Linked DNA regions of Homo sapiens: regions 2 and 3 are each linked to region 1. The links are chromatin loops, found by intact Hi-C in ENCODE. Cell type or tissue: B cell. All regions are shown on one strand.

Region 1 (5,000 bases):
AATAACTGGGTATTTGGAAGGTGAGGACGGCATCGTGTCAGAGTCACTAAAACAGACGCACGATCTAAAGGGATGGGGTGCGGTTGAGGGAGCTAGGGAAAAATAAGTGACAAGTGAGGAGCCTATGAGACTGTTGAGTTCGGCTTCAGAAGCTGTCAGCATTGTCATCCTTTGATCCTATGCTGATGTGAAACAGGCAGGACAAGACGGCACATCTGTCCTCCAGCGCAGTGACCTGGAGAAAGAGCTGGATGTGTCACCTTTTTGTTTTTTGAGACGGAGTCTCACTCTGTCACCCAGGCTGGAGTGCGGTGGCGCAATCTCGGCTCACTGCAACCTCTGCCTCCCAGGTTCAAGCGATTCTCCTGCCTCAGCCTCCCAAGTAGCTGGGATTACAGGCGTGTGCCACCACGCCCAGCTAATTTTTGTATTTTTGGAAGAGACAGGGTTTCACCACATTGGCCAGGCTGGTCTCAAACTCCTGACCTCATGATCCGCCCGCACTGGCCTCCCAAAGTGCTGGGATTACAGGTGTGAGCCACTGTGCCTGGCCTGGATGTGTAATTTAAACCAAAACTGGAAGTAGAGCTCATTTTTATAAACTCCTGGGTCTGAATCTGGGACCTAACCCCTAGTTAAACTTGAGTTCTGTGGGGTCATTCTTAAAGCTCCCTGAAGGACCTGGGCACTTCTAGTCACAGCCCTTCAGAACTTCTGGGACTTGGCTTTTTGAGTCTCACTATGAACAGAAGGGAGAACAGCCTCAGGGTCTTCTAGCCCTACATGGCTTTCAGATCCCAACTTTGAGGCAGAGGAATCAAGGGCAGGGGCCAGTTCCCACATGTTCCCTCTCACGCTGGTGGAGCCTCAGCCCTGGCCATCACCTTAATGCCTCTCCCACTTCCCTGGGAGACTCCTTCTTACCGCCAGCTCAAGCTCTCATCAGCTTCCACCAACCACAGGCAACTTTCCGCTCAGCTTCCAGGGCAGCACCCACGCCCATTTCTTTCCTACCAGCAAGCAACTATGAGAAGACATGCCCATGGGCAGAATTCAATCCCAGAACAAAAATGATGCAGGCTTTAGTTCACAGAGCTGCCAGCTCTTGGAGAAGCCACTCTGACCAGTGTTTTCACAGAGGTTAGAAGCTGCATCAACTTAAGGAACATCACAAACACACACATGGCCCCACCCAAGGACTTCACTGTCAACACACACATTAACGGGGGGGAAGGGGGAGGCAGCACACCAAAATCAGCATTATCAAAAGGACTTCACCATCAACACACATTAACGGGGGGAGGGGGGCAGCACACTAAAATCAGCATTATCAAATGAACAGATAAACATTACCAGGCTACACAGAGTTAAGTGCATAATTGGCATAAAGGCTCTTGTTATCCCAAGAACACAGGGACATTCACACTCACATCCACAAACCGTCAAGTTCTGTAACAGCACTAATAGCAGGAAGCTTTTCTCCAACTTTGACCAAAGAAGCTAAGGCAAGAGAGACTCGGCCACCAGGGAAGGACCCAGCTCTGCTGCAGGAAGGGGAGAGAACGGAGTCGGGTTGTACTTTTACTCAGAAGCACAACGACCATCTAACAGAGGACAGAGTCATCAGGGACACGCTAAGAAGATGGTGGGTGAGGTTCCTGTCCTCACCTTAGGATGGCATCAGGGACCTGCCTGAGCTTCAAAGATCACACCTGCACCAAAAAGCCAGGTTAACTAAGAGACCTTAACACCAAGAGGGGGCCGACCGCTCCTCTGAGTAAGCGCTCCTTCAGCGACAGAGCTGGCGCCTCACGTATGCTTGCGGCGTAAGGCTACAGGTGAGCCTGGCCTGAGCATCAGTTCTGTTCTTTGCTTCAAGATCACCAAGGTAGATGAAGAAAGTCAGCTTGTGGCATCCTCTATGCTTCAAATATTTCAAACAGGAACTCCCGGCAACATAGGGACATTCACAGCTGCCTCTGAGGTCTCTGAGGAGTCTAGGATAGTCAGGATTGTTCTGTGGCCCCCAAAATACCCAAATAAGTGGACGAAATGCCCATGACGTAGTCCTATTCTCTGCTGCTTCTCCTCGGGGCACAGTCTGACCCCAGTCCAGGACAGGGAGAGGGAAAACGCCATCCCCGTTTCAGCAGCAGGAGAGGTGGTTGAGAAAGGCCTGGCTCAGAAGCTCCAGAACTGAAACAAAGGAAAATTGGAAATGATACCTGACATGCAGGTGAAACCTAGAGGAGAAGGCCACAGACGCTGGAAGAACTTGGTCTTGCTGTCTCTTCCACTGACAGAGGCACTAGAAGCTTCACTGAAGGACCCGCATGTCAGTTCTGATGGAAACACCTGGTGTTTACAAATTATCTGTCACCACAGACTCTGGACCCATCAACCTGCCGACGGCTGACTGCACACAGACGTCAGACAAGTCAGTAAAAAAAAAAAAAAAGATGATGATAATTAAAAAAAAAAAAAAAAAAAGAAGCCCCAGGTGGGGCGAGTCCTTCAAAGAGTGGCTCAGTTCTGCAACAGGTGTGACCCGGCCCGGAGGGAGGGCTGCACGTGCTTTCTTCAGGTGGCCTCCAGGACGGCGGCTTCCAGGGCCAGCGCTTCCGCGGGCTCCTCCTCGTAGTCTGACAGGTAAGACTCCAGGCTCTGCCTGGCCAGTGCCTCCCGCCGGGCCTGCAGCCGCTCGCAGCGCGGACAGCTTCCAGACTTGAAGCAGGCTTTATGGTAACACGCTTTACACTCTACTCAGGTTGGGAAGGTGGGGGAGAGAAGAAAACAATTTGTATTATCTCCAGCTAGAGGTCAGTTGCTGCCACAGCCCCTTCTCGCCACCAAGGCGTGGTGTCCCCTGGGGAGGCCCCGCGAGGTGCTGAGTGGCACCGAACTCTTGCTAACAGGGGTGGCTCTGGGGAATCAAGGAGCCCTGTGTTCAGGCTCACTTGCCCGATGCCTGCACCTGCCCTCACCTTCACAGGTCCGGCACTTATGGAGCTCAAAGGGAAAGATGATGTCATCCTCATTCTGACAGAACTCACAGATGAAGCCTTTGGCTTGGCAGAGCTGGGGAGGAAAAACACAGATGGCAAAATGAGGAGCGGCACATCAGGAACTGGCACGGGAGGGTGAACACCGAGGAGGGGAGTGGTCTACAGGGTTCTGCTGCCCACAGGGAGGAGGCCTGGGCTGGACTCAGAAGCATGAAAGCTAAACTAGGACCAGGGCCGGGCAGCGTTAGACAAAGCTTTAGGCAGAAGATCAGACAGGCACCAGCCGGAGAAGCTCCGACCCCCAGCGCGGCTCTCCATGAAGAGAGGAGAAGGAGGAAATGGCACCACAAAGGGCTTCCTAAGCCGACAGTCCCATCTGGGTCATGATTTTATTTCAGAATAGGAACCACAAGCAATTAAGATAAAATGTGGAGACGAGGCTGTTCCTCAAACACAGCTCCAAGCCTGGAGTCAGGTTGTAGTGAAGGATTTCCAGTTCCTCCCAGACACACAGGGTTTCCTACCTGTGCCCAGCTCGAATTATGGGACGGTCACAGGAACATAAACTGGGCATAGGCTAAGACAGGAAGTTCTAAAAGTGTAATTTCTGCATTTTCAACATGTTGAGTAGATGACGACAATAACGACGTGCGTTTGAGGAATACATAAAGTATACAAAACGCTGTCATACAAATTACCCCATCAACCCTCAAAAATACTGAGAAGAAAGTAAATTATTCTCTTCATCTTAGAGCCAAGAAAATCGAGGCCTCAGAGGGGACAAAGTATTTATTTTGGTCATAATGACTGAGAACAACAAATGACGGCCGAGGGTAGACTCCCTCTCGATTCCAATCCAGAGCTCTCCTCTCACATCATGACAACTGCCTTTTTTTTTTCCACTCTTGTCGCTCAGGCTGGAGTGCAGTGGCATGATCTCGGCTCACTGCAACCTCCGCCTCCTGGATTCAAGCAATTCTCCTGCCTCAGCCTCCCGAGTAGCTGGGATTACAGGCACCCGCCATCATGCCCGGCTAATTTCTGTATTTTAGTAGAGATGGGGTTTCATCATGTTCGTCAGGCTGGTCTTGAACTCCTGACCTCAGGTGACCCGCCCACCTCGGCCTCCCAAATTGCTGGGATGAGAGGCCTAAGCCACCGTGCCTGGCCAACACTTCTTGAGTGAAAGTCTACTCGGTCTTGCCCGGAGCTACCCAGGACCACAGCCAGCACCAGCTCCTCCCCTCACTCGAGGTTCTTTAGATCAGGATGATTTGGCTGCTCTCCAGGCTAAGGAACAGCAGCCCTTTCCAGTTCCTCTCCCAGTGCTGACTGGCCATTTCAACTTCCTCAAGCTAAGTGGCAAGAACCCCAGGTCCACCCCCCTCCCTGTATCCCTAAAAGCAAGGGCTCAGCTGCATGCTACAGTGAGACTTTCTCACCATGCATCTCTCCACATGGGTAGCCCCTGCCCTGGTGAGCTCAGCAAGCCGGGGCCCCAGCTCCCCCTTCCTGGTCGCAGTCAGGTCATTCAGTGAGTACAGGTGGAGGTCCTCTGTCAGGTGGCCTGGGACTGTGTCAAAGGAATCCAGAAGCCTACAGGGAGTGACAGGAGGCAGGTGAGGGAATGAACAGTGCATGTGCCACATCGTAGTAGAAGGATCCCTATCCAGAAACTGCAGAAAGTAATGAGGGTGGGCACCCATCAGCCAGCCCAAGGTTCCAGGCCGCCGCAGCCGTTCCACGCTATTAGGTGTCTGGATGGCAGGAGTGACTGATTTATAGGCTCCTGCAGAGTGGCCCATGTGAGACCCAGCCTGGGAAGAGAGGTGGCCTGTCCTGGATGGAATGACCACAGATCCCCTTCCAGAGAGAAGGACACAGATACAGTTACTGCTGTGGCCTCCTGTTTACCACTTTACAGTTCTGCAAAATCTCTCTACTCTCCTTCGTTACATAACAAGAGCCAAGCGCGGGGATGTGTCCCTTTCGGAG
Region 2 (5,000 bases), 76 kb before region 1:
AAAGGACAGCCTGGCAGGGGCAGGGGCAGGGGCAGGGGCTGGCGTGAGGGGATGGGCCGCAACAGGGAGAAGTGCCAGGAGTTTGCTTCTCTTCTCTCTGAAGCCAAGCAGGACCCTAAGAACAGCCTGGAACAGGGGTTCTCAAACCTCCATGTGCAACAAAATCACTCCCAGTTTCTGATTCAGTGGGTCTGCAGTGGGACCTGAGAATTTGCATATCTAAAAAGTTTCTGGGTGCTGGTGATGCTGCTGGTCTGGGAACCACACTTTGAGACGCACTGGCCAGGAGAGAAGAAGCAGAAAAGAAGGTCGTGCGATAATGCTGGAAAATCCACTGCTGGAACGAGGCCCTCAGGCTGCGTGAAACCAGACTGGGAACAGCCTCTTCTTTTCTTTTCTTTCTTTCCTTTTTTTCTTTGCCTTTTTTTAACTTGCAAATATATATATACCTTATTCTTTCAACCAAGCAAACACCACAAGATTTTATTTTGCTAAAACATGTTAATAACATTTATTTTATTTATTTATTTATTTTTTGGGAAGGAGTTGCACTCTTGTTGCCTAGGCTGGAGTGCAGTGGCACAATCTTCGCTCACTGCAACTTCTGCCTCCCGGGTTCAAGCGATTCTCCTGCCTCAGCCTCCCAAGTAGCTGGGATTACAGGTGCCCGCCACCACACCCAGCTAATTTTTTGTAATTGTAGTAGAGACGGGGTTTCACCATGTTGGCCACGCTGGTCTCAAACTCCTGACCTCAGGTGATCCGCCTGCCTCGGCCTCCCAAAGTGCTGGGATTACAGGCGTGAGGCACCATGCCTGGCGTTAATAACTTTTTTTTAATGACGATGACTGGAAACAATTTCTAGCCTCTGCATCTGGGCCACCATGCCCACTATGGTTCAAAACTCAGGCTTCTGGATTTTTTTTCTGTATCCTCTTCCCACCCCACACTGGTGGCCTGACGGAATTTCAACAGTGTCTTGGTGACAGCAATTTGAAGTTGTGTTAGCATTCGGAATGAAACAGGACTCTTAAGGCCAGTCAGTTTTGCCACTGATTAACCATGTCACTCCTCCCTCTCTGAACCTTGGCTTTCTTATCACTAAAGGAAGAGGTTTGGACAAGATGGTATGCATGAAAATGATAATGTTTTGATGTTTATCGTTTATTTGGCCTTTGAGCCATAAGAGCTCAGTTAATCCCTGTGAAATCATTTTTATTGCCTCCCCACTTTTCACAGAGAAAGAGAATTGGAAAAGCACAGTCATTTTTGAGCATCAAGATAAAGAAGATGGCCACATAAAAGCTTCTGCAAAAACCCCACGGAGGACCTAGTCCCTTATGTTACTTAGTGTTCCTTATATAACAGTTTACATGAAAAAATCCTCCTGAAAGTTAGTGCCTGATAAATATGTCCCTCCAGAAGATGTAATATGCGTCATTTTATAAGGCAGAATCAACTTTCTAACACTTCATGTTTTTCTTTTGTTTAACTGCCAGGAAGCTTGGAGCTAATTATGCCAAGATTATAATAACCATTTAAATCTCAAAGTCCTGGCATTATCTCCCATATCTTCTAAATCCTAATGCCTAAGTTTTCTTAGGGAGACTATCTGTGAATAGGGGGATTGTGTAATTTATCATCGAAATGGGAGTCTTTTCAGAGGGAGAAAACTATTCATAAATGTGCCAGGTGATAGATATAAGCCAGGACTGTCCCAGGCAAACCGAGATGGGTAGGCACCCTACCTGTAGTTGGAAACAGGTTTGCCAAAAATTATATACAAATAGCGGTCGATTAGACCTGGTTGGTGCAGCAGTTCTGGGTCTCATCAAACTCAGCAGAATAACACAGAGTAGAGATAGATGATAAGCCACAGGAAACAACAACAAAGGTTCTGAACGTATTTGTGGGTGTGGGAAGGGAATGGGTGAGCCCTCTCCCATCATGCAGCCCTATCCCACTTTATTTCCCAAAGCCTGTGCCTCCTCAGTACTGTGGACATCGTGTCTTGTGGCCAGTCGCAGCTCAGAGCCTCACTCTCTCTCCCAGGCTGGAGTGCAATAGCACGATCTCGGCTTACTGCAGCCTCCGCCTCCCAGGTTCAAGCGATTCTCGTGCCTCAGCCTCCTGAGCAGCTGGGACTACAGGAGCGAGCTACCACACCCAGTTAATCTTTGTATATTTAGTACAGATGGGATTTCACCATGTTGGCCAGGCTGGTCTTGAACGCCTGACCTCATGATCCACCGCCTTGGCCTCCCAAAGTGCTGGGATTACAGGCCTGAGCCACCGCGCCCGACCAGCTGTTCAATTCTTTATAGGAGGGGCTTAGGTTGGGCAAATCTGTTTAGAAGGGAAGGTCAGGGGGACTTTAATCCGGAATTGTAAGGCACTTTACTGAAGACTGGAACAAATGTGATTGTCCATCTCAAAAAAATGGGGTGGTGCTGATGAAGATGATGAGACCCTGAAAGTCAGTCACCATGCAGTCGGCTCCCTCACAGAGCATGCCACCCCAGCGTTTGCCTGCTCACATCCTGCTATGCTTTTCCCCATGCCGAGGACAGTACTGACCTCCCCACCTTTCTCCTGGCACAGCCAGTTTAGCTGCGGGACCCTCTCCTCTGCAGACAGGTCCCAGCAGGGCTCAGAGGCAGGAAGAAGCCGCTATGCCGCTTCTATGAACCAACACTAGAGGTCGCCCTTCTCCAGCATCGGACAAGAGTCCACCAAAGGGAGAGCTCCAGCTTCTGCTTAAAATGCCCTGATCACAGATGACAACTCCGGGGGGACCTCGCCCCACGTGGGAAGGCACTGCTCTAAGGCAGAGGAGGAGGCTGAGCCCACCCAGCCCCAACGGAGGCCCAAGGTTGCTGAGGGGAAGCAGAGCTGGGCTGGAGGCAGGGACAGGCCCATCTTCAGAGTCCTTTCTCCTGCCCAGCCATCCCCGTGGAGAGAACGCTGTGCTCCAGGGGAAGCCAAGTGCCTTGGGATCTGAGGAGCTGCCTGGCGCTGGGCTGGGAAAGACCGAATCGTTTCCAGGAGCGATGAACATCTGGGAGCGACAGAAGCCTGTGCAGCCTGCAGAGTGACTAATGTGTGTGTAAACTGTGAGGGGCTATGCATGCAGAGGCAAGCACATTCATTCGTAATTGGCCGCTCATTCTCTGCAAATAGAGACCCTGTCTAAAGAAGGCTCAGGTGCCCGGTAAGAGCCATCGTAGCCGGGGCTGCCTGGCTTGTCTGTTGTTCTCGCTCCCTTGGGTTCCTGGGCAAGCTTTCCTCACCAAGCCCCGGCTGTCTGTGTAAAAAGGAAGGGAGGGTACTTCCAAAAGGCAATTCTACACTATTTTTTTTTGTTTTTTTTTGAGACGGAGTCTCGCTCTGTCTCCCAGGCTGGAGTGCGGTGGTGCGATCTCGGCTCACTGCAAGCTCCACCTCCCGTGTTCACGTCATTCTCCTGCCTCAGCCTCCTGAGTAACTGGGATCACAGGCGCCCGCCACCAGGCCCGGCTAATTTTTTGTATTTTTAGTAGAGACGGGGTTTCACCGTGTTAGCTAGGATGGTCTGGATCTTCTGACCTAAGGTGATCTGCCCGCCTTGGCCTCCCAAAGTGCTGGGATTACAGGCGTGAGCCACCGCGCCCGGCCCAATTCAACATTCTTTACTTTTCTAGTCATAACCTATTTTCAGCTGGAAACCAGAAAGGCTGGTTCTATGTGCAGATGGCAATGCTGAGGTTTAGAGGTAAAACACCCACCTGAAGTGAATAGAGGCTGGACTGGAACCCAGGATGGCTCACCTGGAGGCGGCGCTCCCATACGGCACCCGGCAGCCTGTTTTGTACAGGAACAATACTTGCCTTCCTCCGCAAAAAACAAACAAACAAACAAAAAATGCAGGGGTTGAAAAGAAAACTGCCTGAGCTGAAAAGTTTTGTTGTTGTTGTTCTGAGACAGGGTTTCCCTGTCGCCCAGGCTGGAGTACAGTGGTGTGATCTTGGCTTACTGCAGCCTCCGCCTCCCGGGAGTAGCTGGGACCACAGGAGTGTGCCACAGCTAATTTTTGTATTTTTGTAGGATATGGTTTTGCCATGTTGCCCAGGCTGGTCTCGAACTCCTGAGCTCAAGCAATCTGCCAGCCTTGTCCTCCCAAAGTGCTGGGGTTACAGGTATGAGCCAGCGTGCCCCACCTGAAAAGTTTTAAATGAGGCAAGGGTGTCAAAACAAACAAAAAACAACAACCAGGAGAAGTGAGCATTGCCTCTGAGCCCCATGTGCGATCCCTCAGATGCCGAGGCAGGTTGCACTATCACCCACCATGAGCCCTCCGACCCTGGCCTGTGGAGTGGAGAAAAGACGCCAACTGCTCCCCTGCAGCACCCTGCGCTTTTCTTCCTCCAGGCCCGATGGTGGGTCTCAGCCAGCTGGTTACACACGAGCGCGCGACATGTCCAAAGCGAAGCACAGCCCTTTGTGTCGTCAGCAGGGGAAGAGATAGCAGTTGCTCCCACATGAAGCCCAGGGTACCTGGCAGAGTGCAGCCCCTCCTCTTCCCACTGGGAGGAAATAGGGTAACTAACCCATTTCCCAGATGCAAAGTGATCTGGAGGTCCTCCCTCAACAGACCCTTCAAGCCGAGCGTCATCGGGAGCTGAGTCATCCAGACACTATGGTACTAGGTCTGTGCCATCACAGAACTAAAGTCACTCTCTCTTCAGCTAGAGGAGAGCCTCTCACGGACAGGCGCCATGGCTGATTCATCCTAGCATTGCCCACAAACCTGGACTCACGGGGTACGGTGGGTGCTTAGTAACTACTCATCCATCAAATTGTCCAAATTAACCTCACTGCTGAATGGAATTAAGCCAAGGCCACCTCTCTTGGGAGAAGCGTGTTTTTCTGGAACACAGGGAGGATCCTTAGCTCTAACAAGTTGACATTTTGAAACATAATAACCCTTAAAAGGCATCTGTTTGTTTTTTTTTTAAATAACT
Region 3 (5,000 bases), 74 kb after region 1:
TTCTTTGCTCTTCAAGCTGTGTGAAGATAGGGTGTGCATCCGTCTTGCTCACTTTTTTTTTTTTTAATCCCCAGGGCCTATTACAGTGCCTGATGCTCAATGAATATATGATTAAATGAATAGCTACCTCTCCTGCCCCAGAAAATTGCAGGGTTGACCTTTTAACCCTGGCCCTTGTGGTTGGCTGATGGACTTCTTGGACAGGACCCAGTTCCGATTTCTTGGCTTGTCTTCCTCTTTATTTTTACTGTGTGTGTCTCGGGTTGCTATTTTCTGTTTTGTGTATGAAAAGACCTGCCATTACCCACAATGCTTCACTCTTGCTTTCTTGCCTTTCCCTCTGGAATCTGGGGATGGCTCCTAGGCCCCAAGACTCTCAGCCCTTGGGGAAACCTGAAAGTCTGAAACACAACAGCTAGGACTGTTTAATCAAATACTGCAGCATGGCCTTTTGCACTATAGAGACTGGGGATAAGGCTTTGGTTTGGGGGAGAAGATCAGGATAAAAGAGAATCTTTTTTTTTTTTTTAAGACAGGGTCTCACGATGTCGCCCAGGCTGGTCTCGTACTCCTGGGCTCAAGTGATCCACCTGCCTCGGCCTCCCAAAGTGCTGGGATTACAAGCGTGAGCCACTGCACCAGGTCGAGAATCTTTATTATATTAGTGGTAGGGAGGATTTTATACATTTGGGATTTTTATCTGTCCTATAAATACCTGAAGTACAAAATGCCTCCAAACTCTAATTGCATTAATTTTCTTCCATAAAATTAAGAACTTAACCTAAGGATCCTCTCTGTAGTTTACTCTCACAAATGAGCAGAGATGGTAGAAGTTATTTCTAGTGACAGAAGGTGAATGTGGAGAAAAATGACTTGTGCTTAGAGGATTTTAAATATACTTTTCATACTCACTATTCTTACTCCTTTTTCTGGTTTTGAAGATGGGTATGAGGTCCAGAGACTCTCCCAAAATCATACAGTGAATAACTAAAGTCAGTGAAAAAGTTATCACTCAATAAAACTCAGGTCTGGGCCCACAACCCAGTTTCTGTAGTTTTTTTTTTTTTTTTATTTGAGATGGAGTCTTGCTGTGTCACCCAGGCTGGAGTGCAATGGCACGATCTCAGCTCACTGCAACCTCCGCCTCCCGGGTTCAAGCGATTCTCCTGCCTCAGCCTCCCAAGTAGCTGAGATTACAGGTGCCCACCATCATGCCCGGCTAATTTTTTTATTTTTTTATTTATTTTTATTTTTTAGTAGGGGTTTCACCATGTTGGTCAGGCTGGTCTCAAACTCCTGACCTCAGGTGATCCGCCTGCCTCGGCCTCCCAAAGTGCTGGGATGACAGGCGTGAGCCAGTTTCTCTAGTTTTTAGCAGTCCAGACAAATGAAGGGGCTTCAGGGTGAGAGAGTAGTAAAATCAAGCACATTATGCTAAGGACATACATGATATTCTCCTTGACATGCCAAATATTGTTCTTGAGTTTCCGAGTCCAAACTTTCCTCCACTATTAAAGTTTCTTGTGCCCCTTGATAGGTGTGTGGTTCACTCTTCCTATATTGTTATGTCCTTGTCATGATAAAAAAAAAGAGACATCTTAACCTTTGAGAATAAGAAGTTATTTAGAATATTCCCAAAAGCCTAACAAAAATCATACATTTCCCCAAGATAAGACTACTAGGCTTACAAAAAAGTCATGGTTCTTTGAGTTCAGCTGGAAACATAATCTGTGTGAAGACTCCTGGTTTTATCCATGCTACATATACAGGAAACGTTCACATTTACTTTTATTGTTAAGGTGACCGCAAAATTGTCACTGCAAGCTTTGCTTTAAATTCAGGCCTGGAAAGGGGAGCTGGAACAGCTGGCTTTAATTTTTAAGTGTGACATGCATAAGAAATATTTTAAAACATGGGATCCCCAAGCAAAAAATAGTAAATGTGTCATTGGTGTTGAAGTTGGAAGCCACATGACATTGTGACATGACTAAATTAAGCAAAGGCTACTGTGGTTTTGAGATGGCTGGTTTCCATGCTAAAGGAATTTTTGCATTTTATGAATTGGAGAGGAGAAAGGCGACAGAGATTTCTAGGTGGACAGAATGCATCTGGTATTGTCCTTAGATGTAAATATCCGAGATAGTTTTAAGCTGTATGAGGGTGATATAACCTAAACGCTTCCACATAAACGCAGTTACTTCAGGGAAGGAGAATGAGGTAAGAAGAGAGGTAAATACCGTATGTTGTAAACGGAAAAAAGTTATCATGCAGGAATTCATCAAATATTAAACTGTTTTCCCGTAGGGATGATTAAAAAGTAAACGAACCCTTCTATCCATTCCCAATGCAAATGAATTAGAAGAAAATGCAGCTACATCAACAGAGGTACTTACCCCTCCCGAGGGAAGCTGAGGTCTTATTAGGGTAGTGAACACCGTGCCAGATGTTTTGAGAGTGCCGATTGAGAGAAGGTACAGACACGGGAAACGTTAGCATTTACTTTGGAGTTAAGGTGACGCAGGAACCGTCACTGCAGCGTTTGCTTTGCGTTCAGATGCGGCAGCTCAGCGCAGCTGTAGGTGGAGGAGCGTGCCAGGGAGGGGGGAGCTGGGATGCAGCTGCAATCTACACTCGCAGGGGTCTGTCCTGCCTCCCGAGGCTGCGTTGCGGTGGGCGCGAAAGGCTCGTGTGTACCGAAGTATAGGGGACCTGTCTGCAGCAGGAGGGACTCGAAGGACACGGAGGATTATATCACTGAAGGCATAAGATTCAGAGGTGCCCGCGGTCTAGCATCCCCCAGTTTGGGCGGAAAGTCGAACTGCTCACAACGGCGGTCCTCGCGAGCGCCTAGCACAGCGGCTGCAATGCCTCGTCCGATCCTGCGAGGGCCGCTAGGAGCGAGTCACGGCGCGGGGCCGCTCTGGTCGCCCGCGAGTGTCGGTGGCCCCGCCCCGCCCGCAGCCGCGGGTGGAGACCGAGGACGGCGCCGGCGCGTGCGCGCTCCCTCGGTGCGGCGGGCTGCGTGCGCGAGTGGGAGGTGGCAGGCCTGCGACTCCGGCCTTGTCCGCGCCCGCTCTCGGCGCGACGTCTCCAGCCATGAACCGGTTTGGTACCCGGTTGGTGGGAGCCACGGCGACTTCTTCGCCGCCGCCGAAGGCCCGCAGCAATGAAAACCTCGACAAAATAGATATGTCTTTGGGTGAGGGGCCGAGTTGGACCGAGTTGGAGTGCGGGGGAGGGCGCGGGTGGAAGCCGGCGGCGCGGTTTGTGGGGGCAGGGGCGGTCGGCAGCAGTTGCCGGCGGAGTTTTCTCGCTGGTGGGCGGACCCGAGCGGAGGCCCGGAGGACAGCCGGGAGCGCAGGCTCGACGCCAGGTGCCCGGCTGGACCGCGAGGGACCCGGGCGTCCCCTCGGCCGCGGCAGTCGGAGGAGGGGCTGTGGAGGCGGGGGCAGGGGCGCTGCGGGCCCGAAGGTTCGCAGGGTCGCGGGGGGCGTCTCTTCTCCCCGGAGGGGCTACGGCTCGCCGCTCGCCGGCTCTTTGTGAGGAAAGATCTGCCGGTTTCCCCGGAGCGCGTTCGCGGTGGGCGTTATCGGGGAGCGAGGGGAATGGTCCGACCGAGCCGTTCTCTCTGAAGAAAGGTCTTGGAGAGCCCGGCCGGGGCTGCGGTCGGTTAAACCAGCGCTTCCGGAGCTTTCCCTGGTCGCCGGGCGTTCCAGGCCGGCGCCGGCCATGGCTGCCGGGCGCGACTCTCGGGGCCACCTCCGGCCGCGGCCCCGGAGCGTCTGTCAGAAAGGAAGCAGCGCTCGGCCGCCTGTGGGATGTGGTTGTGTATTGAGCGCTGCCTAGAAAAGCACAGTCTCCCTCTCCAGGCCTCAGAGCTAGCTAATGGGGGAGAAAGCAAACATCTTTGAAGGAGAGATGATTGCTGTGGCTCGCTGAGAAGCCAGGTAAAGCGTGGGGTTCTTGAGCGCATCTGAGAGGGTGGCGTGGTTTCTTGCCGATTATATAAAAACCGGGAGGTTGGTGATTCCATTAAAATCCAGCCCTGACACTACCGAGGCACCAGCCGCTGTGGTTAGCTTAGGTGGGCTAAAAGTACGAATATTTTTGTCGGGATTCAAGTGATGGCGTTGGGTGTAAGTCAGCTCTGCCAGGTGTTTGGCTGGCAGTTTTTCGGATATTTGAAAAGTACCTGACTAGTGGATTCCGAGGCGTACCCTTTCCCAGGACGGTCTTTAGAGTGATAACTGTCTTGGAAACCTTCTTTCGGTTTTCATTTCTTCCCATTTGTCTTGTGTGTCTTTTGTTGTGGTTTATCTGGAACGTTTTTGGTTCCAGGTGAGATGGGAACTATTGATTTCTACGATTGCCACAGTCAGAATCCAGTATGTGAACTAAGCAAATGATCAGAAATAATAGGTTTGGCCTCAAGTCTTGCCTTGCTGCTGGTTAGTAGTGAGCTTGTAAGAAATGAGAAAGCTGGGGCTGGGCGCGGTGGCTCACGCCTGCAATCCCAGCCCTTTGAAGGCGGAGGCGGAGGCAGGCAGATGGCTTGAGCCCAGGAGTTCGAGACCAGCCCGGGCAGCAAGGTGAAATCCCATGTCTACTAAAAATACTAAAATTAGCCGGGCGTGGTGGCCGCGCGCCTGTAATCCCAGCTAAGACATGAGAATAGCTGGAACCCGCGGGCGGATGTTGCAGTGAGCCGATTGCGCCACTGCACTCCAGCCTGGGCGGCAGAGCGAGACCCTGTCTCCCCCCGCTCTCCCCCCCCGCAAAAAAGAGAGAGAAACCTTTTGAGGTAAGGCCAACAAATAATGTAATAATGAATATTTATTGAGTGCTTACTACCTACCAGGTCCTGTACTAAGCATTTTATATGTTAACTCAGTTTATCCTCGTCATAACTCTGTGAGGATTCTAGCGATGGAGAGCACGGAACCCAGAACCACATTGTCTCAGTTCAGGTCCTGGACTAAGCATTAAATTAAATTAATTAA

The links. A loop is a pair of places that touch in the nucleus more often than their neighbours do. Peaks named below come from ENCODE experiments on the same cell type or tissue, not always from the same donor. Only the 100,000 strongest peaks of a DNase experiment are listed, where the experiment ranks them.
Region 2: a loop joins it to region 1, with 14 times the contacts of the local background. A loop is called at or near these places in 24 of 110 quality-filtered maps.
Region 3: it touches region 1 in a loop (6-fold over the local background); 4 of 110 quality-filtered maps call a loop at or near these places.

The regions. Positions count from the first base shown.
Region 1 is chr3:197,672,438-197,677,437 of GRCh38, forward strand. It overlaps RUBCN (rubicon autophagy regulator), which reads right to left. Exons shown (of 20, transcript NM_014687.4): 18 at 4,448-4,601; 19 at 2,985-3,078; 20 at 1-2,759. The coding sequence ends at 2,581. It overlaps MIR922 (microRNA 922), which reads right to left and starts at 2,139; the gene lies at 2,059-2,139. In B cell, no CTCF peak of the experiment used is centred here; DNase peaks (open chromatin) are centred at 1,702 and 2,504; H3K27ac peaks cover 1,918 bases.
Region 2 is chr3:197,596,508-197,601,507 of GRCh38, forward strand. No RefSeq gene overlaps it. Among named protein-coding and RNA genes, the nearest start is that of BDH1, 43 kb to the left of the region's middle. In B cell, CTCF peaks have their summits at 2,722 (motif pointing right) and 2,923; a DNase peak (open chromatin) is centred at 2,704.
Region 3 is chr3:197,746,876-197,751,875 of GRCh38, forward strand. FYTTD1 (forty-two-three domain containing 1) reads left to right here and starts at 3,008. Exons shown (of 9, transcript NM_032288.7): 1 at 3,008-3,199. The coding sequence starts at 3,097. It also overlaps a transcript of RUBCN not described here. RefSeq lists an enhancer at 1-73 and silencers at 2,805-3,144, 3,245-3,514. In B cell, a CTCF peak has its summit at 2,862; DNase peaks (open chromatin) are centred at 2,946, 3,746 and 4,566; H3K4me3 peaks cover 2,907 bases; H3K27ac peaks cover 2,875 bases.